Regions from separate parts of the Mus musculus genome. Here all the other regions are linked to region 1. The links are chromatin loops, found by intact Hi-C in ENCODE. Cell type or tissue: left cerebral cortex. All regions are shown on one strand. Region 1 holds the start of Sema5b (sema domain, seven thrombospondin repeats (type 1 and type 1-like), transmembrane domain (TM) and short cytoplasmic domain, (semaphorin) 5B). Region 2 overlaps Pdia5 (protein disulfide isomerase associated 5). Region 3 overlaps Sema5b (sema domain, seven thrombospondin repeats (type 1 and type 1-like), transmembrane domain (TM) and short cytoplasmic domain, (semaphorin) 5B). Region 4 overlaps Sema5b (sema domain, seven thrombospondin repeats (type 1 and type 1-like), transmembrane domain (TM) and short cytoplasmic domain, (semaphorin) 5B). Region 5 overlaps Hspbap1 (Hspb associated protein 1). Region 6 overlaps Sema5b (sema domain, seven thrombospondin repeats (type 1 and type 1-like), transmembrane domain (TM) and short cytoplasmic domain, (semaphorin) 5B). Region 7 overlaps Sec22a (SEC22 homolog A, vesicle trafficking protein).

Region 1 (4,000 bases):
ACAAAGACAAATTACCATGAGAAAAATAAATCAGGAAATCGCCCCTTTAGTCCCAGGTTCCCGCCGCCGCACCCGCTTCACTGGCTGAGGCAGGAGCAAGGGGCCCCGGGCTGCTCCATCCAGGGCCTTAGAGGACACTGTGGGCTCCGAAGGGCCCAGTTAAGGCTGGAGTAGCCTAGGGGGTGGAGGGGTCTAGGAAGAATCAGGCGAGGGCCGGGTTGGTGGCGGCGGCATGGGGGACGTCCCTGCGCGGGAGATTTCACACTCTGGGCCGGCCACGCGTTCCCACGCGCCTCGCCGCCCGCACTCTTCCTCTGCCAGGTTTCCCCGCCCGCCCTCTGCTGAACCTCTGTCTCGGCCCAGTCTCCGTTCCTTTGCCCCCTCGCTCCCCCAGCCTTTCCCTGGTCAGTCCCCCTACTCCAGGCCCGCGATCTGGGTCTCCGCCGCGGCTGCAGCCTAGACGCGCTGATCGCAGCCCAGTGGAGCCAGAAGCCAGAGCGAGCGGGTGTCAGGAACGCAGCAGCTCCGGTGGCGCCCCAGCCGAGGTAGCCCCAGACAGCCCCGGGACCCGCGCTCCAGCCCCCTGAAGCCTCCCCAACGTGCCTCCAACTTACCAGCGCCCCCGGACTCCCACCCCTCTACCTATCCTAGTTGCTGAAGTTTGCAACTCACAGCCCCAGCTGGCGAGGGAAAAAGCTCCGGAAGCTCCCGGACTCACCTCCCGGCAGCACGCGCAGGTGCCGGGCTCCCCGCGGCCCTGGGCTCAGGGCGGTGCGGACCACAGCGACGAACCCGAGGGCTGGTGGCCGGTCTGGGAATGGGGCGGCCGAACAGCAAGGCTCCGGACTACGGGTTCAGCGCTCCGCCGCAGTCTCCGACTCCTGTCGGGCCCGGCTGCGCTCCGGCTGCTCCAACAGCCGCTGGATGCGCGGCCGACCGGCGGGGCTCGGCGGAGCTGGGCTCCAGCACCAACCCCCGCGCTCCAACTAGCTCCAGACCCCGCGCGCCGGAGCGAGCCGGGAGGAGGAGAGTGAGGGAGCAGGCGGTGGGGTGGGGGGGAGGCGTGGGGGAGGAGTTGGAAGCCAGAGGAGAGAAGGAGGGGAGCGGGGGAGAAAAGGAGGAGGGGGATGGAGAGGACCTGCGACTGCTGGCGCTTCACCCGCCAGCCCGGAGGAGAGCGGGAGAGCGCGAGGGGGCGCCCTGCATCCCGATTTCGCCCCCTAGCAGAACTCCGGCCCCTAGCTTGCGAGCTATGGGGATGGGTGGACAGAAGCTGCCTCTGTCCTAGGTCTCTAGCCTTTGCCATCTTTTGCTAGGTTTTACCTTACCGTTCTCTGCCATCCCCATCTCAAACCGACCCCAACTTGGAGCCTGAGAAAGCTCTCCCCCCAACACACACCCTGGGGTCCCCAATACCCCAGCCCCTTTAGCTGTGTAGAAACATTTTTCTGCCTGTGGATTTGAAATATGAATGAGAAAAGGACCGCGTACTAAACCCGGGAGATTGTAATCAACTCCAGCAACAGCGAGATGCTAAGCTGCTGGGCTGGACCGAAAAGCCAGAGCTGACCGGTTGCTAGTTAACCTCACAAGCTACAAGATCTTGGGTGAATCTCTCTAAGTCTCAGTTTCCTCGGCTGTAAATTGACGTTAGTGATGTGCACCCTACCGAACCTCGTATGAAGAACCAGCAGGGGATCCAGGGAGTGAAATGGCTTCAGGAACACTGGGAGGGTATCCAAAGAATGTTCAATCCTAGAGGAACGGAGTAATGTCCGCAGCAGAGGGACCCTTAGCGCAGCCACACCAAGCTAGGTGGGATTGTTTCCAAGTTAAGTGATCTAGTGTCGACAGAGAAAGTCGAGGAGCGCAAGCTTCAAATCCTAGATGCTAGGGCTACAAGCACGGATGGAAAGGGAGCCCTCTGCTGAACAGAAGAGGTACTTTAATTATAAAATAAGGTGAGCTAAGGAAGTGAAAAAGTGGGAAAGACAAAGGACCTGAACAATCAAAACAAGAGAAGTGTGCTTCTAAGAGAAAACCAGAGAAAACCGCCAAATAATGCTTTAGGGGAATAAAAACGCTAAGAGTCTCTCTGGAATGCTTTGGAGAATTAGAACCGATTCCAGGTGAAGCACTTCGTGTTACAAAATGAAACCTCGGAAAAATGCAGAAGGATGGAGATAGTGATGGAGGCGGTAGGAGTCCCAGGATGCAGGCAGTAGGAATCCCGGGATGCTTCCCTCCAGTACCTCCAGGGTAGTGGAACAGAAAGGGTGTGCTCTAAGGAAGCCCTTTATGAGGTGCTGTGAAAAGGGAAACAGTACCAGACCTCAGAGAGATAGTCTTTCTAGGGCAACAGAAAAATGCTGAAGCTCGTAATGTGCTGCATAAAGAAGAACTCACAAAGATAAAACCTATTCTGGACCCAAAGAGAGATGCAAAGATGGGGATGGGGAGAAAGCGTCGTCTGAGCACAGACACATCTAAGCCGGGGGTCAGCTCTGAAGAAGCAGTATGCGCTACACAGACCAAGAGATCTGGAGAGTAGAAGCCAGTTTCTAGAATCTCTGGACCTCTTCCATGCTATACACACTGGCCCAACCCTCCCCCACACTCCCAATCCCTAGAGGATTGTTTTTACCATGGCAAAGATACAAAGATGTGGAATATAAAACATCTTTTTTAAAGATTTCTTTTCATTCTATATGTTGGCTTGTGTGTCTGTGTGAGTGTATGCCATGTGTGTTCTGGTGCCCGTGGAGACAAGAAGAAGACATTGGATCCCCTGGATCTGCAGTTGTGAGTCCCCTGGTGTGGATGCCGGGAATCATACTGAGGTCCTCTGCAAGAACAGCAAGAGAACTGCTGAGCCATCTCTCCAAGCCCTAGAAGCACCGTTTGATTAAACCAAAACCATAATGTTCCATAAGCTGCACGAAGTGAGGGGAGGCTGTTTGGCTGGCTGGGAAAATAGGCAAATGCCTTCTGGATGATTCTGCGGGCCACCACTGTCTCTTGGAAAGCCTCCGTCCTTCACACCGTCTTCCCACCGCCTTTCCCACACCCCTTCCTGGCTTCCCCTCTCCTTATGAATGAGCCGGGGAGGGAGGTTGGCGCAGGAAGAGAAAAGGCGACACCCTTGTCTGGGGGAAACAGAAAAGGTGATCATCATCTTTAGGAGGAGCCAAGAAGGAGACACTCAGAGACACAGGCTGAGGAGCAAGCCTGCTCGCAACCCTGAGCTAATTAATCCTAATTGCATCCTACTGTGTTGTATTGATTACCAGTGATTACTCAAGGACTCTCAATACCAGAGAGCTCCAGAGGCTGGACACTAAGAAAGGGGACAGTTTCTTCCTGAGCCTGGCTCACCACCTGCTCCAGGCATACCCTGGTGCTTGGCCAACTTAGCCGGGAGAGAATCTTAGAATTATTGTACTTGGGACAAAATCCGAAGCGCTGGTTCCAGCAGCAGCAGCAGCTCCTGCCACTTTCTTAGACCTTTGCAATAACCTCTGCAATAATTACTCCTAGGAAGAGCCATCCTCCACCTATCTGAACACTGTTAATTAAGCTGAATGTAAATACAGTAATTAATACCAAATTATCGCAAACAAACAAGCCAAAGAGCAGTGAACGTAGCGGGTGACCAGAGTTCTTAGCATTCACCCTTGATGTAGAAATTCCCGAATTATCTAGAGCTGAGGTTCCAAGAGATTAAGAAGTATACATTTTCAGGTTCAAGGGTGGCAAAGCTGAGAGGACAAGGCTGTTCCCTTTCTCCCTTCCGAGTGACTCCCTCTGAAAACCGGTATAGTATAGCTTTTCCCAAGAGAGGCAGTGTGTGTGTGTGTGTGTGTGTGTGTGTGTGTGTGTGTGTGTGTGTGCAAATGCCTGTGCCTAGCCTCAGCACAAGCACAAATCTTGTCTAACAGCAAAAGGCAAACAACAGCCAGTTGTATACTGATAGGAGAAAGAAAATTGAAAACAAAAAAAG
Region 2 (4,000 bases), 70 kb after region 1:
TTACTGCCGCATGTCAAATGTCTGTACCCTTGAACTTGTGAAGCAGGGTATAGTGTAAAGTCCTCCTTCTTGGCCATTACTTCTGTTGCTAGGAAGTGGCTCCTTTTCTTTGTGGCCAGTTAGGCCAGAAGCCCTTGAGTGGAGTCATGGATAATTTGAAGCCCTGCCTCTACTGTGTAGCTACAACATGTCCTTGGTCATCTAACCTCTGGTGCCCTTCCATCTTCTGTAGGACACAAGTACCCACCTGCTGGGTTACCCTCGCGGTAATCTCGTCACCACGCGCGCATGATACCTGGCAGGGTTCTAAATGTGCTGTGTGACCTCTACAGCAGGTCGCTATGCAGATGGCTAAACACGCCAGGTTTTCTGGTGCAGAATGTGCGTACGTGTGCATGCCTTCCTGCCTGGACCTGTGGCTCTGCCTGATTGCAGGCGAGGTCTCCGGGAGGAAGAGGAGGTCCCCGGTTGTTGTTGTCCTTGCTCGCTAATCATACTCAGAGGCAATTAGCACTTGTTATGTGCTATGTCTGCCAAGTATTGCATTAGGTTCATGTCTTCCTCCTCCCTCATTTAATAATGAGCCAAGCCACCAGGTGAGCATGGATATTATCCTCTGCCCTTCTGGGTTGAGAGATGGCACTCAGCAGTCTAGTAACAAGCCTGAGGTCTTGTAAATGATGGCAACTGGATTCATGCCATGTCTTGTTTGACCCCAGAGTCGCTGCTCTTTTCAGGGTGTCTAAAAGATGCCATGGGGCTGAGGATGGAGGGGAGGCCCAGAAACAGATGAACTGTGTGGTGGGAGAGAGGCAGCCATGTAGATAGGCGAGCTATTCAGAGACATCCTTCCCTTTACCCATTTGTGCTAGGATGAGGGTTTCACAGGACCCTGAAGGAAGCCTTTCGTTCACTGAAGGGGAGAGGGGGTGGTGGAAGGGGACTGGTGATTGGGGCAGGGTGGTTCTCTGATGATGATGTGGGGTGATCTTTTATGGTACCACCAGCAGAATCGGCGTTGAGGGGAGGGTCTCCTCTGTAGGAGAAAAGGGGACCTTTGTTCTCCATCAGTTTCAACCAGGGAAGTATTTTACTGGTCTCCGCGCAATAGGGGCTGAGCGGCAGTACATGCAGATGGTCAGAGGAGAGTGAGGTGTGAACAAAGGTCATCTTTCCTCCCCTCTCACTCCTGAGTTCTTGACTGCCAGTGCAAAGGCTTGCCAAGCCCAGGAACTAGACTGGTGCTGGCTTTGGGAGCACTCCAATACCGCCTTTTCCTCCCTGGAGCACAGCAGGTTTGCCGATAATCTGGGCACCATTAACGCTGCTATTGTGGCTCTAACTATATCGTTGTCAGGCAGGCTTGTGGGTTGTGACTTGAGAAGTGGCATCTGCTGGTCTCTGGGCAAGGTGATCCGGGCTCACTGTAGCTTGTGTCAAGGGAGGGAAGGAGCCTTGCTGGAAAGGGTTAACAGAGGAAGCAGAGGAGAAAATAGACTGTTCAGTGGCTGGGGGAAAGGGGGCCTTAAGGGGTAGGAGAAGGGCTTTCCTCCGGGCTGCCTCTGTGGGTGCTTGTGAGGGCGAGTGAGGTCTTGGGGCCCTTTCTTAGAAGTCTTAGCTTATGCCACATCTCCCTGTGTTCCCTGTGGTCTGGCCATTCTGGTTGGGTTTCCTCTCTCTGTTAGGCCTCCTGGCAGACCCTGAGTCTTATGTGCCCACAGGCACCTGCAGGCTCTCCTCAGTGGGGACCCTCTAACCAACTCTACCTTCTTGATGCTTCTTTTATTGCCCAGCTCTTGGACTGGCTATAATGCCTCAGTGTCCTGGCTTCCAGTCTTTCCTTTCCCCCAACATGCTTTCCCATAGACTGTGGCAGCCACCAGGCTTTTCCAACCTTTCCCCACTCTACTCACCCTGCCTTCCTGTCTCACCACTGGGTAAGGTCTCACTCCTGTTCCTAAAACCATCCTTTTTCCTGGGCTGGGCCCTTCTCCCTTGTCCCCTCTCTGGCTCCAGTTGCCTCACGGCTTATCGTCTAGCCTGGAGGACGTGTGGTGCTCATGGGTGCTTTTTCACATGTCTGTTGGCCACGGTCCCAGAAATCTTAGCCCACTGCCATCTTCTTCAGTCCAGGAAAAAAGCTGCCTCTGCCGTTGGTCCGTCTCCCGTGTTTGGCTGCAGTTCCATCTTTGGAGCTGTTTTGGACTTTCTTTCCTTCCGCCTTCACTTCCTGTGAATGGTCATTGGAGATGGCTGGATGGACCCTTTTCTCTTATGTGCTCAGTCAGCTGGCTGGTCCCTCTATCCCTGCCACCGATTCTGGAGTTCTGGGAAGATGAGTGTGATGTTCATCCTGCCACTCCCCTGATGACCACTGTCAAGTTCTAGGCTGTCAGAGGACCAACTCCCGGCCTTCCTCAGTGTCCATTCTCGATGCTTATTATGCTGCAGTCTCCCTGGATTTCATGCTTCTTTCCGGACCTCTTAGAGCCACCAAGGGCTCACTTGGTGACATGTTCTCTGAGGGATGGCATCTGTAGGCCCGGTGTGATTTCTTGTGTTTATTAATCACTCCTGAGGACACTCAGGGTATCTTGTCTCCCCCACCCCTTCCAGAGCTCTTAATCTTAAATAGGGATAAGGACCCAGTAAGGCTGCAGACCCTTCACAGAGATGTCTATGCGAGCCTGCTGTTAGGAAGGACCAGTGCCAGCCCTAGCTTCTCCTTGTGTGGTGGATTTCAGGCAAAGTCAATTTGCTGAGGGTATTTTCAGAGAAGCTTAGCTTTTCTACTGTGTCAGTAAACACTGGGCCTGAAGCTTTAGTGGCTGGCTGGAAGGTGGCAGGTTCATCTCAGGTGGCCCTTGGTTGTTGGATGACCTAAGGGACTGTTGGGATTTATATAAAGGAAGCCAGGGTCGGTGGGAGATGGGGATTTCTATGGTTTCAACTATTGGTGCTGTGTCAGTGAGGCCATAGCACTTTTGCTGCCTGACAGGTGCCTGCCAGACCCAGGGAGGTTGATGTGGAGGGGGTCCCTAGCCAGGGCAGTTATGTTTCCTGACGGTATTGTCTGAGGGAGGAAGGCAAATCAGCAAGTCTCCACGTTTCTCTCCCACATTGTCCAGTTGTTTTCTCAGTCACTGCTCTGTGTGTGTGTGTGTGTGTGTGTGTGTGTGCACTGAGCCATGGACCTTTTATGGTTCAGCTCACAAGCCCGCTTGCAGCAGTGGGATGTCATGTGGTAGTCAACACTGAAGGGAAGTTCTCCTGAGCTTTGAAGATGGTCTGCACAAAGCGGTGGCTCCTCAGGCATGGTGAGCGGCGCTGGCAAGGGAAGGAGCCTGCTGACTCCCCCTGGGGAGAAGGAACTCTGATTCTAGTGGCAGATTTTATTGAAGCTTGTTAGAGTCTGGTCTTGTCTCTCTCTTCCCCCATTGATCTGGTGGTGGACATTGGATGTTATGTTATCCGATATTCTTAGAGTGCTTTGTGGCTTTTTGTAAAGCACCTTTAAGGAGTTGTCCCATGTGTCCTAGCAATGTCCCCAGGGAGCTATCACCATCCCCATGGCACAAGTGAGTCACTGGGCCTCTGAAAGGTTCAGTGCTGTTGCCAAGCACCTTAGCTTTTGAGAGGTGAAGCATAGACATAGGTCAAGACATTGGGTGGCAAAGAGGAGATGGCTTGACTGGTGTGGGGCACATCAGAAATTTAGATTACTTGTTTGCATGGTTCTGGAAGAAATTCAGACTCCTCTCACGGTGGAAGAGGACAGTACATGGTCTCCAGTTGCTTTTGTGCCTGTCTCTTCTCCATCACCTCTGACCTTGTAGCAGCTGGTTGCTTTGTAGCCTGCTGCAAACACATTGGCGTTCTGTTGCTGAGAAGAGACACCATGACTACCACAGTTCTTCTACAGGACAGAATAAAGCGTTTAACTGGGGCTGGCTTACTGTTCAGGGGTTTAATCCATTATCCTCATGGCAGGACGGATGGT
Region 3 (4,000 bases), 64 kb before region 1:
GTCAGAAAGGCGTGAATGTTTTAATCTCTCCCAGGGCCTGTTTTTTTGTTTGTTTGTTTGTTTTGTTTTGCTTTGCTTTTGTTTTTTTTTTTTTTAAAGAGATTTAGTTGCCCCAGGGGATGATGAACCTGTGCCAGAAAAGGGATGGTGGTCCTATCCCCAGCTGTGGGGTGTGATGAGAGGTCCCGCCCTGACTGCTGTGCCTCTGAAAGTGGAAGGAGAGAGGCTGTCTGTTGTAATGACGCCTGCCCCAACCCCTGACACCGCTGGACAAGTCCAAAAGGGCAGGACCTCTGCTCAGTTCTGCTCTTCCTACTGTAACAAGCCTTGTGTGGGCACGGTCTGAGGTCATTCTGTCCTTCCTTCAAGACAAGCAAGACAGCGCTTCCTTCTATCCAAGGTAGCTGGACTGAGGAAGGGAAGGATCTCTTCACTGGTGACACACTTCGGTGACCGCGGTGGTGTGTGGTGCCCACCACACTCAGGGTAGCCCTGTATGTTTCTCTGCTACTGGAATCAGCATTTATGAAGGACCCTGTGTGTCTAAGTGGGTCTTCTAGGGAACCTGTTCTCTCTCTCTCTCTCTCTCTCTCTCTCTCTCTCTCTTACTAGGGACAGCCCTAGGGCCTTACATATGCTAAGTAACTGCTCTGACTCACCCTAAACTCTGGGGTTTTTTTCCTTTCTATTTCATGACAGGGTCTCAAAAAGTTACACAGCCTGACCTTGAAATTGCAACCCTCCTGCCTCTCAGTCTACCAAGTAGCTGGGATTACCGATTCCCAGGGCAACCACTCTTTTGATCACCCCATGACCTTCTGGTCATTAATTAGTGCTTATATTTAATTCCATTTTTCCTCACCAGTGAGCCTGGATTCGTCAAATCCCAGACACTAGGACTTCTGACAAAAACATAGTTTGGACTCCCCAGTAACTATAATTACATCTTGTTTTTTTTGTATCCTTTGTTCTGTGGAAGATGGTGTGGTAACTGTTTTACTAAGTGATTCCCTTTTATTCTCTTTATATGGCAATATAATGGATTTTTTTTTAGCTGGGTGTGGTGGTGAACACCTTTGATCCCAGCAACTGGGAGGCAGAGGCAGGTAGACTCCTGAGTTCGAGGATAGTCTGGTTTACAGAGTGAGGACAGCCAGGGCTACACAGAGAAACCCTGTTTCAAAAAAAAAAGTGTTTTGTTTTGTTTTTTTTCTTTTTTGGTTGGTTGCTAGTTGTTATTTGGTTTTGTGTGTGTGTGTGTGTGTGTGTGTGTGTGTGTGTGTGTGTGTGTGTGTGTATGGTTTGGAAGCTGAAGAAACTGAGGCTCAGGGGTCATACAGGCAGTGAGGAAGCAAGGATTTGTTGGACATGTGTGTGTGTGTGTGTGTGTGTGTGTGTGTGTGTGTGTGTGTGTGTGTGGTTTGGAAGCTGAAGAAACTGAGGCTCAGGGGTCATACAGGCAGTGAGGAAGCAAGGGTTTGTTGGGCTTGCAGGTCTAGGCTCTTACCTAAGCTGCTTCCCATGTCAGCAGGATTTCCTTCGGGAGTGAAGGCAAGGAAGCCCAGGGCTCTTTCTAGCCAGGGGAATGGAGAAGACCTGCTTCTCAGGCATATTCCTCCCCTGGGATCCCAGGCTGGGTCCAGCTAAGCTCCATCCCTCCTGTCCAAGAGTCCTGGCCTCATGTCCTATCTGGCTGGTATCTGGACCCACTTTCTTCACCTGGTCAGAACTCCTGCTGCTGGCAGGGCCTTTGGTCAGGTTAGCCTATTCTAGCTTCTTCAACAAGACCACAGTCAGCTCTCATCCTGTCTGGCCCCCAGTCTTCACAGCCTCCAGGTCCTTCAGAGTCCCCGTTGAGAAGCTCACTACTGTGAGCTCTGCACTCATCAGCCCCCTCCATTCCCCCACCATTGCCAGCACAGGGAAAGTTACTGCTCATTAGTTGTGCCAGCGGCGGGGGTGGCCAACCGAGATCAGCGAGGCGGATAATCCAAGGTATCGGGAATGTAAAAAAATCATCTCTGTTTGGCTACGGAGGGTATTTTTGGACTTACAGTTGAATGTGGGTGTGTGTGATTGGCTGGGATTTCACAACACTTCAAGCAAAATACTGAAGGGAAACTGCAGGACCTGATTGTCGCCTTCGGGATTGGAAGCTACCTGCCCTGTTCCTATTCCCCGTGGATCTGTGTCTGGACAAGAGCAGTTCCTTGCCTGGGGTTGGATCACCTTGGGTTTCTGACCTGGAGCCCAGGCTGCTGACGCAGATGCCTAAGATGACAAGAGGACCAGTGAGCAAAGCCAGCTGGAGGGACACAGAGCAGGGACAGGGTGTTAACTGTGTGCTTCTTCAGGAGACGCGGCAGCCCCTGGGACAGCTGCTCCTCGGCTCCAGCTGACGACAGAAACCAACAAAACACATCTGTGGAGGATTTGGCCCATTGTCAACTGCTCTGCAGTCTCCAGCCTGCTGGTTCCTGCCTGCTGTGGACATCGGAATCTACAGGAGTGCTTGCCGATGCATCCATGGGTCCCTTCCCCATTTTCTCACCGGGCCGGTCTGGAATAGGAGCTAAACTGTACATTCCTAATAAGCTCCCAAGTGATGCTTGTCAGGATGGGCTGGGGCCATGCTGGCTTTAGGATAAGGGAATATCACCATATCTTATTTAACTAGCACAGCACTGTCCCAAGGTGGCATCATTGGCCCACACTTAACTATGGAGGATCCAAGGACCAGAGACACTCATGACCTGTCCAACCAAGGTTGCACAGCAAAGAACTTAGCAGTTGTGGAGCTAAGACTGGAACCACTGTAAGTATTAACTCTCTCTAGTGGCTTTGATTTTCTAGGCTATCAGATTCAACAGAGAAGCAACACCCACTCCCTGGCGCTGAGCAGAATGGCTTTCTATTTAGGGGACTTTCATCAGTGGCCACTGTCATAGGAAGGGTAAATGGCCAGGAGGGAATAAGGGAGAGTTCTTCGCCTCCTTCAAAAGAGAAGGCTCAGCCAAACTGTGGTTCCTAGGTGCTATCCTTTGGCCTATGATTCCCAGAAAACAGGCTGCCTAGCCTTGAGGGAGCCTAGCCCCACAAAACCCTATGCCTGATCACAACCCCTGAGTCCCAGGGCCCACACCAGAGCAGGAGAGAGAACAGTCTGGTGGGGGTCTCTGTGGGGAGGGGCTGCCTGGATGGCTGCTAACCGAGCACACGATGTGTCACATGCCCTGAGATAGCCGTTGAAAGATATCTGTTGAATACGAGAAGGAGGGGAACAAAGAGCGAGGAATCTTTGCTCTCAGCCAAAGGGACTCTAGAAAAACATGCCCACTCTAAAGCAGTCGGCCCGGCGAAGGAGCATGGGCAGGTGATATTCTGTTCAAGGAAACTGATCAGAAACGTTCAGCAAATCCATCACGGATGGACTGAGAAGCCAAGATATTAATAGGTCTGCTGGCAAGACTTCTGTCTTATTCATCTTGGGATTCCCAGCCCTGTGTCTGTTGAATGAATGAACGTGTCTCTCACTCTGAATGCCCACTGGGGAAGGTGTCACGTGCTGCTTGTGTGGGCGGTGCTGCGCCTCTACAGAGGAAGCTATCCAAGGACTTTCAGGAAGGAAGATGGGGTGTGGGAAGAACAGTACGACTGTGAGTGGGGAGCCCTGAAGCGTGAGGTCAGCCACCCCAAACTAATCAAAAGACAGTGCTCCAATGGGAACGATATAAGCCATGGTGCTTTTCCATGCATTTTAATTTTTTTCCAATTATGTATATGTATGGCATACACACCCATAGCTATATGCAAATGCCCCTGGGGGCTGGATGGGGGTGTTAGATACCCTGGAGCTGGAGTTACAGGCAGGTGTGAGCTGCCCAACTGGGTGCTGGGAAGTGAACTAGGCTCTCTGAAAGAGCAGTGAGTGTTCTTTACCACTGAGCCGTGTCTCTGGCCTCTCTTTGCAACAGCACCATGTAGTCGGAATGAAGACCTC
Region 4 (4,000 bases), 88 kb before region 1:
GAAATCCAGACAGAGGAGAAAGAAAAGCGCTAGGACAAAAACCAAGGGTGGGCTGTCAGAAAAGGTCCAGGATTCAGGACACAGGCTCCAGGAGCCGAAGGGAGCAATCCAGGAGAGAATGCTTTCTTCTCCGTGTGAGGGCAGAGCTAGGCTCAAAGATCCACGAGAAGCTGCATAAAGAAGACAGTTATGGAAGCAGGTTTGTATGGAGACCCCAAGTGGATCTGGTGAGGCAGTGTGACACAGGCAGGTGACAACCTCTCTGCCGCTGCTTCTCCACCTACGTACAGTATGGGAGTGATCCGAGCCTCCCTCCAGGGCTGACAATGAGTCCTGGACCATTTTCTGCATGCATGGCTTGCTACATATACTGAATTATCTGTTGTGTGATGTAACTTATTACACAGATGCCACATAAAATAATGCATGTGGCAGTCATGTTTTCTTGTCACATTTCAGAGCACAGTCTTGGGACACCACTCTCTAGGCATAAAAGGTATGTGTGTATGTATGTATGTATGTATGTATGTATGTATGTTTCTGGGTTTGCTTGTTTTTAGTACTTACTACCTTTTTTTTTTTTTTTTTTTTTTTTTTGGTTTTTTGAGACAGGGTTTCTCTGTATAGCCCTGGCTGTCCTGGAACTCACTCTGTAGACCAGGCTGGCCTTGAACTCAGAAATCCACCTGCCTCTGCCTCCCGAGTGCTGGGATTAAAGGCGTGCCACCACGCCCGGCAGTACTTACTACCTTTTAACTTTGTGTGTGTGTGTGTGTGTGTGTGTGAGAGAGAGAGAGAGAGAGAGAGAATGGGTATGTATGTATGTATGTATGTATGTATGAATGTATGAATGTATGTATGTATGTATGTACGTATGTATGTATATGTGAACACGTGAATACCCTGGCAAGCATGTAGCTCCTGGGGATTGAACCCAGTCAGTCAGGTTTGGCAGCAAGCTCCTTTACTCTCTGAGCCATCTCACTAGCCCTATTTGCTTGCTTTGCTTTTTCACTTGTTTTGGAGACAAGGCCTCATTATGTAGCCCAGGCTTGTCCTGAACTTAAGGCGATCCTTCTGCCTTAGCCTCCCTAATGCTAAGATTACAGATGTGAGTCAGTCTACTCAGCTGGTAAAGCCTTAGCCGGGAGAAAGGATGGCATGAGTAGCAGTTACCAGATTACACTGCTGCACTATAGCTTGCCACCGGCAGGACCTGGGAGAAGGGGACGTGAGATCTCCCTGTATTCTCTCAGCTGTGCGTGAGTGAGGAACCTTCTCAAAATACAAAGCAAAACAAGTGTTCGCTTTCCTGAGGAAGAAAGCCCACAGTCGGGGCTGCCTGAGTGTGTGCAGATTGCCTCTCAGAGAACACCAGGAGCACCTAGAGACAGCGGCTTGTGAGGGTGTGGCCTTTGCTCTCACTGAATACTCTTGTAACCGGCTAGTCACATGCAACGCTGCTGCTATAAAATGTTTACTTCATTCAGAATGGTTTTAAATGCTTTCTGCCCTAGCATCCCATCCTAGCATCCCTGGCCATAGAAGAGAAAACTGAGACTCCAAGTTGATCCAGCTCAGCTGCCTGCAGACCAGAGCTTTGTGGGTGTCTCACCTCCTTCTCATACAGCAAACAAAAGGGGGAGAGCCAAAGGGCAGGGATGGCCAGCTACACAGTGTCACCTGAAAGTGTCCTTCCCAGCTACACAAGCCGATCCAGATCCTCATGTGTTCAGTGCCCTAACACAGACCGCTGGGGTCAGGAGGCCCAAGTTCTAGTCCCAAGCTTGCATAGTCTTGCTGTGTGTGTTGGGTCTGACTGTTTTCAAGCTTGCGCACCAGTCACGGGAGGCCTTGTTGAAGCAAGGTGAGGCCTATTCTTAGAGTTTCTTACCCAAGAGGCTCAAGTATCATGTTTCAGCAAGTTCCCAGAAGCTGTGGGGGACGCTGACCCAGGTACCCCCTACCTCATCTCAGCTCCTTGCTTCCAAAGCTGGCAATGAATGATTCATGATAGTTATGCCTGAAAGACGAGGCCTCCCCAGAAAGGTTTAGCATTTGAGTCCTGGTCTGGACAGTGGGGACAAAGGTGGGCAGACTATAGAAAAAGAGGCTCTTTGTAAAGGAAACATATGGCCTAGGGCAGCGGGCAGCACCCTTGGTGCAGGCAGGCAGCTTGCCAGCAGGGGGCGCCTGGGTACCTCTAACTGGGCCGGTCCTGGCATCAGGGCCTAGAGGGCAGAAGATAGAAGCAGGTGTCTTTGCTCTTAATCCCCTAACAATATTTGATGAATGAATCTAGCTGAGATTGTGTGGTCTGGGAATCAATCCCACAAGTTCCCTACTTGGTGGACAGTCAGTACAGACAGGGCCTGGTATGGAGGACGGGGACTCGAGATCAGTGTGGATACTCATCCCAACAGTTTCCCTTCTGCCCCTCTCCAAGTGCCCCCATACTCTCCTCCCATGTTACCCCATTACCTGGCTCCCACGATGAGCTGATTCCTCGAGGGATCAAGAGCAAGCTGGGAGAAATCCCGGACTCCAGGGTAGGTGAAGTTAAAGACCCACGGCTTCAGATCTGGTGGAGACAGAGAGAGACACTTCTGTTACTGTTGGCGTTGGACCCACCATGCTTCCAGCTTCAGCGTATCACACCAGAGAAGATCACCCAGCTGAGGTGGAACATGGAGCTGAAGGCCCCAGGAGACCTGGGTTTCACCTGCCCACCTCTGTGAGCAGCCAGCCTTCTGACCTCAGGGATTAGAGTATTGTATTTCTGCCTCTGGGAGAGGACTCTGTCCCGAGCAAAGGAAAACTTATGATTACCCTGGATTCCTACAGAGACGCTAAGCAGCCACCTCAGTGCGCATCCATTTGTTCTCCCCCCAGGCTCCACTAGCTGCTTTCTCCCCAGACCTCACCCCGACCTAAGCCATTGTCCTTTTTTGCCTAGACTTGAGCTGACAGCCTCCCATGCTAACTAGCCTGTCTCCTATAGCTGTGGGTTTACTTCCCACAAGGCAACAGGAGTGATAGTTCTGGAACTCATGTGTAGCTACTCCAGTCTCAGGTTTAGATCCCTTCCCAGCAACCTCCAACAAACCTCAATCCTGTGACCTTTAGGTTCTGGTCCCACTGGCCTCTCCAGCTAATCACCTGGCATTCATTATTTATTCATTTAATGAGGAGTTGAAATTTGTTCAAACTCATCACCTCAGGCATACTTATCTAAAATGTTTCACACTTCTTGTGATGGTTTACATATACTCAGCCCTGGGAGTTCCACTATTAGATGGGTTGGGGTAGGGGTGGCCTGGTTGGAGTAGGTGTGTCACTGTGGGTGTGGGCTTTAATACCCTCATTCTAGCTGCCTGAAAGTCAGTATTCTGCTAGCAGCCTTCAGATGAAGATGTAAAACTCTCAGCTCCTGTACCTTGCTTTCCTGGATGCTGCCATGCTCCTGCCTTGATGATAATGGACTGAACCACTGACCCTGTAAGCCAGCCCCAATTAAATGTTATCCTTTACAAGACTTGCCTTGGTCATGGTATCTATTCACAGCAATAAAACCCTGACTAAGACACTTCCCCAATCCATTCCATAAGGCCCACAAATCTTTGTACCCTGAGATTTACCCCCACCACTACCTCTTCCAAGATTTCCCTGATACCACCCAGCAGGGTTAAAGAGACCCTACAGGCTTCTACGACCTGACATCATTATTCCACTATGGTGCGTGTTCAGCCTGGTGGTTTGCGCTGGGTCTAGGTAAGACCTTGCTGCCTGAATCCCCAGGCCCCACCTGTATAGCCGTGTTTGAATATGTGAATGACAGCCTCAACTCCTCTCCTAGGAGGATGATCAGGCTTTCTAATAAGATTCCATGGGGCGGTGGGAGTGGGGAGGGGAGGGGCGGGGCAGAGGTCGGGTGGTCTGTGTCTACCCCTATCTTTGAGAAAGCATTTTCTAGTCAAAGCCAAAGCCTTTTATGGTGACT
Region 5 (4,000 bases), 280 kb before region 1:
TGTGTGTGTGTGTGTTTATGTGTACAGGTTATGTTGGATGCCTTTACTCGTTGTCTAATTTAAGCTTCACAACCATGTCCCTGAGCTGGATCCAGTTACAATCACTGTTTTGCAAGTGAACTTACAAACTGAGCTCTCCTGGAGTGAACCATCTGCTGGAGAGGGCACGGCAGGTGTGAGTTTTGCAGAGGACTCCATTGCACGTTTGCTCCAGCTGCAGCTTCAAGCAGACTTGCTAACTGTGAGGCTGCTGGTCTCCCAGCAGGCTCCCCACTGAGCCCCAAAGGCTTGGTGTCCCCTCTTCCCTAAGCCTGTAAGTACAGCTTCCTGTTTCAGTAATTCTCAGGACCCACATACTCCAAAGCCCTTCACATAACCAAGGGAAACACCTCAACCCAGGGGAGGGTGCCACTGCCACGGACAGCACAGACTTGTCAGGCTGTGGACTGCGGAGGGCAGAGAGGCAAGCAGAGCCCTAAGGAGGAACAGGTTCAATCAGAAGCTCTGGTTAAAGACAGTGCACACAAAACTGAGACTCCGGGTTAGAGAGACAGGTCGAGCCCGACAGCTACTGTATTGTCAAATAGCTCAGGGAGCCAGGATGAAGGTGTTACTGGGAAAAGGGTCCTGGTAGAAATGAATGATAAAAATATAGTGCTGACTGTCTGCACTTTGAGACAATGCATAGGTCAAGATTAGAAATAAGGATCCTGAACCAAGGAACAGATATTTTTATCTGGGATAGTGTGCGACAGAACCAGCAATATAGATGCTTATAGATGGCAGATCCTGCTAGGCCTAACACAATGCTCCTGACACCACTCGAGGAAGACATCAATGTCAGGGCCACTCTGTGTCCTTTCGAGGAGTGACTGGGCACAGGAGTACATGTGCCATAGGAAGCCAAGGGAGGAGGACCAAGTGCCTGAGACCCTAAGTAGAGACACCCCATCTCCAACACAACCCAACCCAACCACGGCAAGCAGAACAAGAGGATGGCACATCTCTAACCTGCATGTTTATCCAGAGAGGACAGACTCACAGAACAAACTCATGCTGTGTGTGAACCAGTGTCACAGAGATCTGGTGAGCCAATGGTCTAGACAGGCTTTGCTTATCTTAGGCATGCGTTCTTTAAAGGACGAAGACAACAACAGCAACAACAACAACAGCAACAACAACAACAAAAGTACCAGCTCAATCCAGGAGTTTATACTGACGGTGACAGGATCAAGAGACTCCACGTAATGCCACCAGTGTCTGGGAACAAACAGAACCTGCAAACCAAAGAAAAGATAGTTACCACAAGAACCGGACATTTCTCTTTCTAGCTGAGACTGCTAAGGGGAAAGAGAGCCAGGGATAAAGCCAAGGGAACAGAGGGAAGGAGGGAAGAAGAACACCCCCCCCCCCCAAGCTTCTCTCCGCCCCCAGCTGCTGTGGTCACGAGCTTACAGCTTTTCACTCCTCTTAACCGGGTGACGTCTGCTCACATCTAACTTTTAGTAAAAGCTTTGAAATTCTTCTTTCCATCGAACAGTAGCTGTGCTCGTTCTGATGGAAGGAAGCATGCAGCCACTTCCCCTTATTTACTGGAAAACCTCCCCGATAAAGGACAGGGTGCAGGGAAAGACTAGAGCAGTCAGAGCCTCAGGCACTGTAGGTAGGAATGGAAAATAGCCACTGTGGAGAACAATATAGTGATCTCACAGAAGACCAACCACACTCTCTGAACCACCCATGCTACTCCTAAACACACGAGAACCTTATAGCAAGTGCACACAGCAGCAACACACATTCCTAACGGCTCTCGAAATCAGCTCAGGAGTAGATCATTATGGTACACCTACATAATCAAGAACTGTCCAGCCTTGAAAACATGTTCTGCATCACAAGTCAGACACAAAAAGCTCCACACTGTTTGGCTGCAGTACATGTAATGCCCAGAACAGGAAAATCTACAGTGATACAGAGTAAGGTAGTAGCTGTTAGGGGCTGGAGGAAGAGGCATGCATGAAGGGAAGTGCCTGGTAGAAGATTGATGCAATGTGGCCCGGTGGATCTGTGTACGTGTGTGGAGAGAACAGGATGAGAGCCAGCAAGGAGGGGGCAAGGAAGGGCAGACAGGATAAAGCTGATGGAGGGAATACAAACTTTTCAAATGCCAAGAAACTGATACAGCAAGCCCCAGTGTTGTAACAGAAAATCTCTCCACGGGGTGGATATGCAGAACACAGTCTCTTTAGAAGGGACTCAGATGTCAGTCATTCTTGCTGAAAATCACCCTCAGTGCACATGCTTCTGAGCACAGGATGCAATGCAGCCTGTGTGCATCCGTCTGGTGGAACAGGTGTTAACTGTGAATATGTTCTAGTACCCACGCCCTGACATGTCTCTTAACCCGAGTAGTAACAATGGCTCCACCTGCTCTGAATTTCCTCGGCAGCCATTCCCTCCCGTGACCAGCAGGAGGAGCTGCGCTCCCTTTCTCCATCTCTCAGGCCAGCAGATGGAGAAGTCCTCCAGTAGCAGGGCCTTGGGAGCCGCTCCTGCCATCTGTACAAGGGAAGCCCAGGCACCAACCGGGCTGTGGTGCCCACTGACAGTTCCTCCCTGTTTAAAGCCCCATTACCTGTCCTGGGCTCAACGTGACCATATGTCTTCGAGCTTTCTGGAACTGGGGGAAACACTTCAAATCAGGGTTGACAACATTGATTTTACTGAACACACTAGACTCTTCGTAAGGAATTCTGGTTGGATAAAGGAAAGGCGTATCTTCAGGAGGAAAGAGATGCCATCTTTTCCTAATGAAAAACAAAACAAAACAAACAAACAAACAAAGCAAGATACAAGTTAGCTCTCAACTTGAGATAAACATGTAAGAAGGTAGCAGCTGAAGGCTCGGTTTTACTAATTTAAATTGACTCCATACAGGAGCGCAGCCTCTCTCTCAAAGCTGACCCCCTGCAGTTGTCTGATGGAAGGTAGGTCTACTGGTGGGTGTCTCACGCTCTCCTGAGGCAGCCCCGCTCCTGGCTGGGATAGGATCTCATTAGTAAGGTGTTTGTTTTTGGACCTTACAGCAAAGCTTGCTTATCACTGACCCTGAAGCTAACCGGAATACTCTTTATCCTATTTCATCTTGTATGTACGTATGTGTGTGGTGTGTCTGTAATGTGTGTTTCTACACATCATGCAGATGCATGTGCACGTGTTGAGGCGAGAGGCCGCCGCTGCCACGTCTGTCTTTCTCATCATTCACTGTCTTAATTCCTCTTTTCCCCCTGGGGTTTGGAGACATGGTCTGATTATATAACTTTATTGGCTGTCCTGGAACTTGCTATGGAGACCAGACTGGCCTCAAACTCATAAAGTTCCTCCCGCCTCTACCTCCAAGTGCTGAGATTAGTGGCCCCTCACCACAATGGTGAGTCACCTTACTTTTTGAGACAAGATCTCTCTCTGAACATAGTGCTCTGACTGGATAGACTGTCAGGATGAGCTCCTGGGACCCTCATGTCTCCTCTGTCCTCTGTCCCTGAGTTACAGAAGGGCACTACGCCTGCCTTTTCCACATGTTGCTGCGCACTGACCGTAAGTCATCATGTTCGTGCCGCAGTCATCTTACCACTGAGCCAGCGCCTCAGCAGGGCTGTGCTCTAATTCTATCCTGAACAAGCCCCCCTCAGCTCTCCACAGCAAACGGCGTCTAGACTGCTCCCTGTCTGGAAGTTAGACATGTTGAATTGATCTATTAAAGATGAGAAACAAATAACTAATGCTACATAACCTAAGGATAATATAACGGAGGATCTTTTAAAAGGAGAAAACTGTTCTTTCCTTTATTTAGGAATGGGGGCAATAAGTCTTATTTCACAAAACTGTAAAGTTCTATATTTTACAGTACTGGAAGGACGAGTGCTGAGGCAAACAGGGAGGAGAGTGAGGACAGCTGATGGGACCAGAGGAAAAGAACGAAGCCCCAGATTTGAGGACAAGC
Region 6 (4,000 bases), 53 kb before region 1:
AGTGACACCAAAACCTTCCAAATCACGAAATGTCATCATCAGCTGTTGGAGATGGTAAACAAACAAACCCCCTCCCCACCCCCAAAACCAGTGTCAGCATCAGAGTACCCTGCATTTGTGAGGTCACACATTTAGGGGAAAATGAACAGAATCATGAGTAGGGGTCCAGAATGTCCCTGTGAAAGCCCTGGCTGCACCCACTAGATCCCCCAAACTCCACTTGGTCCCCCAAACTGACCAGCCAGATCTTGGGATGCTGAAAGCACATGACACCTGGTTCTCTCTGGACTGCATGGTCTGCTCTTCCTTAACATGATTGTTTTTCTCGGGAAAGAGTAAGGATCTTGATTCCATCCAGGAAGGACATATGAGGGAGATGCCCCAACTGTGAATCCTGCCGCTGAAGCTGTGGCTGAGGGTCTGGCTTTTGGCCTCCAAGTGCCTGCAAATCAGAGCAAGGGGGAAGGGAGAGGGCAGTTCCAGAAGCAGGCAAAAGGCAGCGTTAGCACAAATGAAAGCAAATGCTATTCTCACAGCAGGTAGCTAACTGACTTGGAGCTGGTGTGAGCTATATATAGGAGTAGGTCCAGGATACTGCAGAAGTATTAGGGGATGGCGGCCATAATGGGTGCTCAGGGATGCTGGGCTCGGTGGTCAGTGTCTGCAGTCCTACTAGATAGAGCCTGCCGGGTTGGTTTCCAGATCTGTCTCTGATGGGGACCAGGGCTACCCTACCACTTTAAACTTGTTACTTTTGCATTTACATCATGTGTGAGTGTTGAGGTCAGAGGACAACCTCGGGATGATCCTAGCCTCCTACCTTATTTGGGAGTAAATCTCTCTGTTGTTCACTGCTCTCTATACTAGGCTAGAGAGCCTCTGACTGGGTAGAGATTCATCCCCCGGCCTCTGCCTCCCATCTCACCCAGGGATTACAGATGCCTACAGGACACCCAGCTTTATATGGGTTCTGGGAATCTGAACTCAGGTCCTTATGTCTACCCACTGTGTCACCCCCCCAGAAGTCCCACACCATTTCCTTCTTAAGCCAATTTTTGACTCATGACACAAAGCCCATCTCAAGCTGAAGGATGCTTACTCTGGTGTGGTCCCTCAGGGCCAGTGGATGCTTTCCCTGATCTTCAGTGTGTGGTCTCTGTGCTAGGCAGAGGCAAATGCAGTCCACCTTCTCTGCATAGCTTCAAGGCCATCAGTGTCCTTCCCAGAAGCAGGGCAATGGCCCAAATTACTGTTATTGTTTTTAGTGTGGTAAAATATACAGAACACAAAACCGGCCAGTTTTGCTCTTCACCTGCCCAGTTCACATTAAGCAGAGTCACGAAGCTGGGTTCCCATCCCCATCCATCTCTGGACTCTTTCATCTTCTCTAGCTGCATCCCTATACCCGTTAAGCAGCAACTCCAATCTCCACTCCTGCCGGCGCCGAGAAGCAGCGTTCTATTTCTGTCTCTGATTGTGTCTCATCCGAGTACTGCATACCAGTGGAATCGTGCAGTTTGTGTCCTTTCGTGACTGGACTATTTCACTTATCGTAATGTCCTCAATATTAACCCACGTTGGAGCTGGGGGAGATGGCTCAGAGTTAAAGGCGCTTACTGCTTTTGCAGAGAACCCAGGTTTGGGTACCAGCACCATAATAGGGATACCTTGTGTTCATCTGTAACTCCAGTTTCAGGGAATCCTAGGCCCCCTTCTGGACTCTGTGGGTACTGCATGCACATGGTGCATATAACACACATGCAGGCAAAGCATTTATAAACATGAAAAAAAAATAAGATTGAAGCTGGAGATATGACCCAGTGGTTAAGAGCACACAGCACTCTACTAGTGGACCCAAGTTCAGTTCCCAGCACCCTCATGAAGATACTCACAACTGCCTGTAATTCCAGTTCCAGGAGATCCAACATCCTCCTCTGGCCTCTGTGAGTGACTACACACACATGTGGCAAACGCTCATTATATATATACACTCATAAAAATTTCAAATAAATAAATATCTTTAAAATGATTTGCCCACATTGTATGATGAGTCAGTCTTCCCTCATTATTATCCCCAAATTATTGCTATCACAATTATTATCATTGTATCTTTAAGGCAGGCTGACCTTGAATCCATAACCCTTATGCTGGGATTACAGGTTTGTGCCCCATCCCTAGCTGACCCTGAGTGTCAGATCCAAGCTGAGATATCTTTTCCAGAGGAAGTTAACCCCTTCTCAGTTAACCCCTAGACAGCACACTCCACAGACAGACTGTGTCTGGGGGCTCTAGAAGCATCTGGACCAAAAATGAGACAGGAAAAACTTAGGCATCACACAGCAGAGCTTGTTCTAAGCCATGGGAGGCTCACAGCCAGGGTGCAGTGAGCAGGGAAGGCTCCCAGGAGAGGAGCCAGTGGAAAGCACAGAATCCTGGCCAGAGCTAGGAGACACTGGAGAAGTCACACTGCAGAAGCAGGCAGGAGGCAGGCTTGGGTGGCTGCCAGGATCCAGTGTGACATAAACAGACAGAGGAACTCAAGCCACCAGCCTGGTTTTGGGCTCTGTCTCAGCCTCTGTGTGGCAGGTCACATCAGGAGCAGGCTGGAGTGACAGGTGTGGAGGCAGGGACCCTACCGGCAGGGGACTTGAGTGCACTTAGTTCAGGAGAGGCTGGGAGCCATGAGATGCCTTAGAACAGAGATCACAGCTTCTTCTAGCCATAGGTTTGGGGGTGCAGGTCGGGGCCTCCTGCCTCTCCCCAGGGCAGCACTTGGTTAGTCTCACACCTCTGTGTCTCCCCTAGCTCCCTCTCAGGGACTTCCTCCAGGGAGTACCCAGTCTCTAACAGCCTCCCTCCCGGCACAAAAACCAGGAAATGTGAATCTAAATAATTTATAAACATGTTAAATAAGCCCCAGCCCCTGGGGAGCTCACTGTTAATACTTCCCTCATTGAACATGAGCCTGAGCCAGACATCATTAGGAGGGAAAACCTCCTTCCCTCTCTTTTAAAAATCATGTCATTTAAACGGTTTGGGATTATTTGGTGCTTTGAATCATCCTTGCCTCTGCTGCCTCCCATTACGGGGGTAATTAAGAATTGACTATGGTTAGCAAAAACCATTCAACAGCCAACTTTTTATTTGTTTTTTTTTTCCCCAAATGCTCCAGGCTTCTCCCTCCCCTCCCCAGTCTTGCTTTTCTTGTCTCCTTGCAACCCAGATCCCCAGAACCCCCGCCCCCACCCCCAAGTCTCCTGCCCATAAACACACTTGGAGCCCCATGGAAACCACACACTGAATGGAAAGAAAGCGGGGAGACCATTCAGTTCCTTCGTATTCCACTGCCCCATTTCCTCCAGGCACCTTGCCTGGTGTCTCTTGGGACTGGGGCCAGACTGTGTTTGTTCGGCTGCCCTGGTCACCCGGGAATGGGGTGGGCTCAGATCCCGGGCCTGTCCACCAGCCGGTCATTCTCTCTTTAGAGAATCACTCTCTCTGAGCGGCTCAGGCAGGATTAAAGGCTTCAGGAGGAGCGAGAGCATGGAAAGAGGGGACCCAGACCCAGGCAGGCCAAGGCTGGCAAGGCAGACAGCTGCTGCAGGATGAAGCGACCCCGTGGGTCTCCATTCCCCACTCCATCCATCAGTTACAGCAATTACAGGCCCCTCAGCTGCAGAGCCGGGCTCATACCTAGAAGTCAGTGCCTGGCCCTGGGTGGCCTTTTAGGGACCTCTCTTTACCCCCTACCTCCACTAAAACCACACCTGAACCATCTCAAAGATAAGGTGGTTCTTCTTCTTCTTCTTCTTCTTCTTCTTCTTCTTCTTCTTCTTCTTCTTCTTCTTCTTCTTCTTCTTCCTCCTCCTCCTCCTCCTCCTCCTCCTCCTCCTCCTCTTCCTCCTCCTTCTTCTTCTTCTTCTTCTTCCTATTCCTCCTCCTCCTCCTCCTCCTCCTCCTCCTCCTCCTCCTCCTCCTCTTCTTCTTCTTCTTCTTCTTC
Region 7 (4,000 bases), 220 kb after region 1:
TTATTGAAAATTATAACTTTAATCTAGTGGATGATATATTGTATATTTCCTGATTGTGAATAGTATAGTAGATAGGTACTAATTTAAAGTTTATAGTTTTATAACCTTGATTTGTAAATACTCTGAATAATAAGAATTATTATCTTCTAGTATGTTACTTTATGTTTGTGGCATGTTTAACTCTGCAGACCTACAGGAGTCAGCATTCCTGTGTATTGCCATTGTTGTTAAAGATCCCAGATAAGTGTGCTGGTGGAATGGCTCTGCTGGTAAAGGCTCTTGCTACAGGTCTAATTGCTGAGTTGGATTCCAGGACCCCTAGGATGGAAGGAGAGAACTGACTCTTGCAAGTTTTCCTCTGACCTCCATCTGTTTGCTGTGACATGTGTATGTGCATGCTTATATGTGCAACCATACGCAGACACAAAGTGTGAAGAAAATGAAAAAATAAGACTCAGCATAAGTTTGCTTATTCTAGATTAGTAACTGTTACTAAGAGTGATAGAATTTATTAAAATATGTGGCACCAAAGTTTTTCTTTGTTGTATGTGTGTATGTATTTCTCTCTTTCTTTCTTTCTTTCTTTCTTTCTTTCTTTCTGTCTGTCTGTCTGTCTGTCTGTCTGTCTGTCTATATCTATATCTATCTCTCTATATATATATTTATTTTTAAGTTGGTAAATCTGATTTCATGTTCAGAGTAATGTGTAAATTGGATTATTTGCACTTGCTTCCTAGCTTTGTTCTGAGTTTAGAGATGTTAATAAGGTTGTTGTGAGTTGACACCTCAGGAGTGTATAAGCTTTTATCACACTGTTTATAGTGCAGGGGTTCTTCTAACGATCAGTTTTGAAATGATGATAATTAGATCAAGGCGAAAGCAGAGCTACTTTTCATATGGAGTATTAGAAAATGAATCCTGTGACAATAACAGAAATGCTGCCCTGGAAGTCAGGAGACCTGTGATCTCTTTGCCAGTAACTAGCTCGTTGCAGATAGGATGCTGTGGGTCTCATATTGAAGTGTGCAGGATGGAGGCTTAGACTCCACATGCCCAAGGACTAGAGAGCACTAATGCCCTAGGGTCCTCAGACTCGAGAGTTGTTTGCAGTACTTACTACAAAGCAGAAATGAGTTAAGAAATAAAAAATACAGCTTGTGAATAAAGATTTAAGCACAGACTGCCTCTGGAAACATGCTTTGAGGTATTGTAAAATCAATTAAGAAAGATTTCAAATGGCAGTGTACTCTCAGAAAAAAAAAAAAAAAACCTGTTACATTATAGGACCAGTAATTAGGTCCTGTGATATGTTGAAAGGCTATATATTCTTTCACATATTCTGTGGTTGATGTATTTACCATGTTAGAAAGTGTTTATGACTCAACCAAAATACTAAAGAGCAGCATGCAAAAGTATAGGTTCATTTCTTTGGGGATGGAGAGTGGAGAGGTAGAGAGAAAAAGCCAGAAACACTCGGAAAGGTTAACAATCATTGTTCCTTTATATAAGAACAACATGGACTTCTTTGTATAGTGTGCGTGCGTGTGTGTGTGTGTGTGTGTGTGTGTGTGTGTGTGTGTGTGTGTGTGTACGCGTATTTGTGTTTTGAGACAGGCTTTCTCTATATAGAGCTGGCTGTCCTGGAACTCACTGTGTAGACCAGGCTGGCCTTCAACTCAGAGATCTGCCTGCCTCTGTCTCCCAAGTGCTGAGATTAAAGGCGTGCGCCACCACTGACTAGCTTGAACATAAACTTTTATAATTGGGAAAAAGGACTTAAAAAAATAAGCAGTTTAATTCAAGCCTTTGAATTAAAAACGTAGAAACTGTTGAACTGCCTGCTTCTGGGGCAGAACTGGCCTGAGCATCCTAGGGGGATTAATAGTTTCTGTTCCAAGATCTCACTAGCATAAGCCACTCTGCCTTGTGGCCTGTTCTGTACTCAATCAACTGCACTAAAGCAATTTGCTTTTCTTTCTATTGTATACCGATCCTTCCACCCACATGGGCAGAGAGAGGCACATTTGGTGGCACAGTCTTGTAATGCCAGCACTTAGGAAGCTGAGCAAGGGGATTGAGCATTTGAGGCCAGCCTGGGCTACATCATGAGATCCTGTAGGAAAAAGAAAATTATTTTTCCTAAAATAAGAGGTCTAGTGTAATGTCCCTGCATGGAAGAAAAACACTCCTCCTTCCTTGGTTTTGTGTACTGTTCGTCCACACAGTGAAGGAAGTTGAATGCCGGTACTTGCTAGGAACAAAGGACAAGTGTATGGTTCTCTATTCTCACAGGCTCTGGCTATTCTTCCTTACTGTTTTCTAGCTCAGTGACATTATAACCAGGCCTGATCTTTCTTTTGGGGATTTAGCACACTCTAGTGGACAGTAGCTTTTCAGTCACCACAGTTTTATTTATCATGCCAAGTTACTTTATTAGGCAATTCATTTATGTGCTTCCGGGGAGTAGAGCTTGTCAGATTGTATTTAAGTGGTGAGCCTCACGAGCAGGGGGAGCTTGCTCACTGCCAGGGTGGAGTGCATTTTCATGTGGCTTTACTGGAAGAAGAGGTTTTCTGTATTGTGAGGAAGCTAGCTTTTCCTCGGTGCTTCTCATCATCCCTGGGGTGACAGGCTGCTGATAGGTGAAGTTAAGACACAGAGAATGCAGGCAGTTTTCTTCAATGTCCCATTCCTCTGCCTTTTAAATTTAAATGTATCTGTATGCATGGGTGTTTTGTCTGCATGTATGTCTCTGTACCACTTGTGTGCCTGCCTGGAGAACATGAAGGTCAGGAAGGAAGCACTGGATCCCTCGCACCTGGACACATTGTCAGTCCCCATGTGGGTGCTAGGAATTGCACCTCTGTCCTCTGGAGAGGGAGTCAGTACTTTTAGCTGCTGAATCAGATCTCCAGTTACTCCTCGCTCCCTGCCTTACCATGTGTTCTATATTTCTATTTTTTATACACCACTTTGTAAAATGTTTGAGTGTGTATAAACATAAACATATCCTATCCTGGTAGATTGTTTTTGGCTTTTTTTTTTTAAGTAAGTACTGCCAATCAAAAGGTAATCTTGATTTGTTTTTTACAGAGTGATGGTGAGGATCTTAATTACATTATTGCATTTTTCCTTGGGACAGCAGCCTGCCTTTACCAGGTAGGTTTCCTCCCATTTGTAACAAACACTTCCCCATTGCTATTTGTTTCAGATGTCGGGTCTCATAATTGCCTGTGTGTTTAAAATACATAAAAATGGTGTCTGAGTTATTTGCCTCTCCTATAATTTGGTCTTCTGTTATCTTTGTAACCTACACGTCAATCTTGAGTTGTAGGCAGATGTTCACAGTGGACTTAGTCCTAACCCTTTCTCTGTGGTGGGTTATCAGGGGTGCCACGTCATGTGCCTGCGGCAGAAAGGCTACTTCTCAGTTGTCTAGTGAGAACGAGAGGATTTGTGCTCTGGAGGAAGCCATTAATAAGGAGTGACACAGCAAAGTAATATTTTAGGATTTTTAAGTAGGCATGACTTTTCAGTAGAGGCGAATAGGATGGATTGTAAACAGAAGGACTGGCAGTTAGGAAACCAGTTGGGAGATGATTCTAGCAATTCAGATGGAAAATAAAGGGAGCGTGAAGTTTGGCAATAGCAGCAAGGCCGTGAAAGAAATACTGCCACTGAGAAGGAAGGCCAGTGAATGTGTAGACGACTCGGGGTGGGGGTGGGGGCAGGTTCTGTGCCTGGCCAGTAGGGAGATCAGTCTCAGGAGAGATGGGAAGAATGGCCATGGCAGTGAGGAATACTCAGGAATAACTTTGTTAGACCATAAGGAGCAAACAGGGTCCACTGACCCAACCTTTATAAGTGGCGTGTTCCTTTGGCGTCTATGGGAAAAAGAAAGAAAAGGTAGGACTATTTAAAGCTCAGTGTGGACCTAAGACTACCCAAAATTTAGTAGGACGCCGGGGGAAAATACTTTGATAGGTATTTGAGCTCTACA

The links. Peaks named below come from ENCODE experiments on the same cell type or tissue, not always from the same donor. Only the 100,000 strongest peaks of a DNase experiment are listed, where the experiment ranks them.
Region 2: it touches region 1 in a loop (4-fold over the local background); 5 of 42 quality-filtered maps call a loop at or near these places.
Region 3: it touches region 1 in a loop (2.6-fold over the local background); 6 of 42 quality-filtered maps call a loop at or near these places.
Region 4: it touches region 1 in a loop (10-fold over the local background); 25 of 42 quality-filtered maps call a loop at or near these places.
Region 5: a loop joins it to region 1, with 3 times the contacts of the local background. A loop is called at or near these places in 13 of 42 quality-filtered maps.
Region 6: it touches region 1 in a loop (2.2-fold over the local background); 7 of 42 quality-filtered maps call a loop at or near these places.
Region 7: a loop joins it to region 1, with 2.5 times the contacts of the local background. A loop is called at or near these places in 12 of 42 quality-filtered maps.

Annotation. Positions count from the first base shown.
Region 1 is chr16:35,538,321-35,542,320 of GRCm38, reverse strand. Sema5b (sema domain, seven thrombospondin repeats (type 1 and type 1-like), transmembrane domain (TM) and short cytoplasmic domain, (semaphorin) 5B) reads right to left here and starts at 959. Exons shown (of 22, transcript NM_013661.2): 1 at 719-959. In left cerebral cortex, CTCF peaks have their summits at 1,207, 1,726 and 1,930 (motif pointing left); DNase peaks (open chromatin) are centred at 980, 1,151, 1,890, 2,884 and 2 more places; H3K4me3 peaks cover 2,305 bases.
Region 2 is chr16:35,468,402-35,472,401 of GRCm38, reverse strand. All of the region lies in intron 1 of Pdia5 (protein disulfide isomerase associated 5), which reads left to right. Among named protein-coding and RNA genes, the nearest start is that of Pdia5, 20 kb to the left of the region's middle. In left cerebral cortex, no CTCF peak of the experiment used is centred here; a DNase peak (open chromatin) is centred at 2,114.
Region 3 is chr16:35,602,295-35,606,294 of GRCm38, reverse strand. The region is part of intron 1 of Sema5b (sema domain, seven thrombospondin repeats (type 1 and type 1-like), transmembrane domain (TM) and short cytoplasmic domain, (semaphorin) 5B); the gene reads right to left. Among named protein-coding and RNA genes, the nearest start is that of Sema5b, 63 kb to the right of the region's middle. In left cerebral cortex, no CTCF peak of the experiment used is centred here; DNase peaks (open chromatin) are centred at 2,009, 2,355 and 3,555; H3K4me3 peaks cover 345 bases.
Region 4 is chr16:35,626,591-35,630,590 of GRCm38, reverse strand. Sema5b (sema domain, seven thrombospondin repeats (type 1 and type 1-like), transmembrane domain (TM) and short cytoplasmic domain, (semaphorin) 5B) reads right to left here. Exons shown (of 22, transcript NM_013661.2): 3 at 2,482-2,581. Among named protein-coding and RNA genes, the nearest start is that of Sema5b, 87 kb to the right of the region's middle. In left cerebral cortex, a CTCF peak has its summit at 2,185 (motif pointing right); a DNase peak (open chromatin) is centred at 2,193.
Region 5 is chr16:35,815,956-35,819,955 of GRCm38, reverse strand. It overlaps Hspbap1 (Hspb associated protein 1), which reads right to left. Exons shown (of 8, transcript NM_175111.3): 5 at 2,633-2,804; 6 at 1,194-1,277. Among named protein-coding and RNA genes, the nearest start is that of Hspbap1, 48 kb to the right of the region's middle. In left cerebral cortex, a CTCF peak has its summit at 2,465 (motif pointing right); DNase peaks (open chromatin) are centred at 1,450 and 2,470.
Region 6 is chr16:35,591,383-35,595,382 of GRCm38, reverse strand. The region is part of intron 1 of Sema5b (sema domain, seven thrombospondin repeats (type 1 and type 1-like), transmembrane domain (TM) and short cytoplasmic domain, (semaphorin) 5B); the gene reads right to left. Among named protein-coding and RNA genes, the nearest start is that of Sema5b, 52 kb to the right of the region's middle. In left cerebral cortex, a CTCF peak has its summit at 1,720 (motif pointing left); DNase peaks (open chromatin) are centred at 1,546, 2,476 and 3,370.
Region 7 is chr16:35,317,963-35,321,962 of GRCm38, reverse strand. It overlaps Sec22a (SEC22 homolog A, vesicle trafficking protein), which reads left to right. Exons shown (of 7, transcript NM_133704.4): 6 at 3,094-3,159. Among named protein-coding and RNA genes, the nearest start is that of Sec22a, 44 kb to the left of the region's middle. In left cerebral cortex, a CTCF peak has its summit at 2,373; a DNase peak (open chromatin) is centred at 2,365.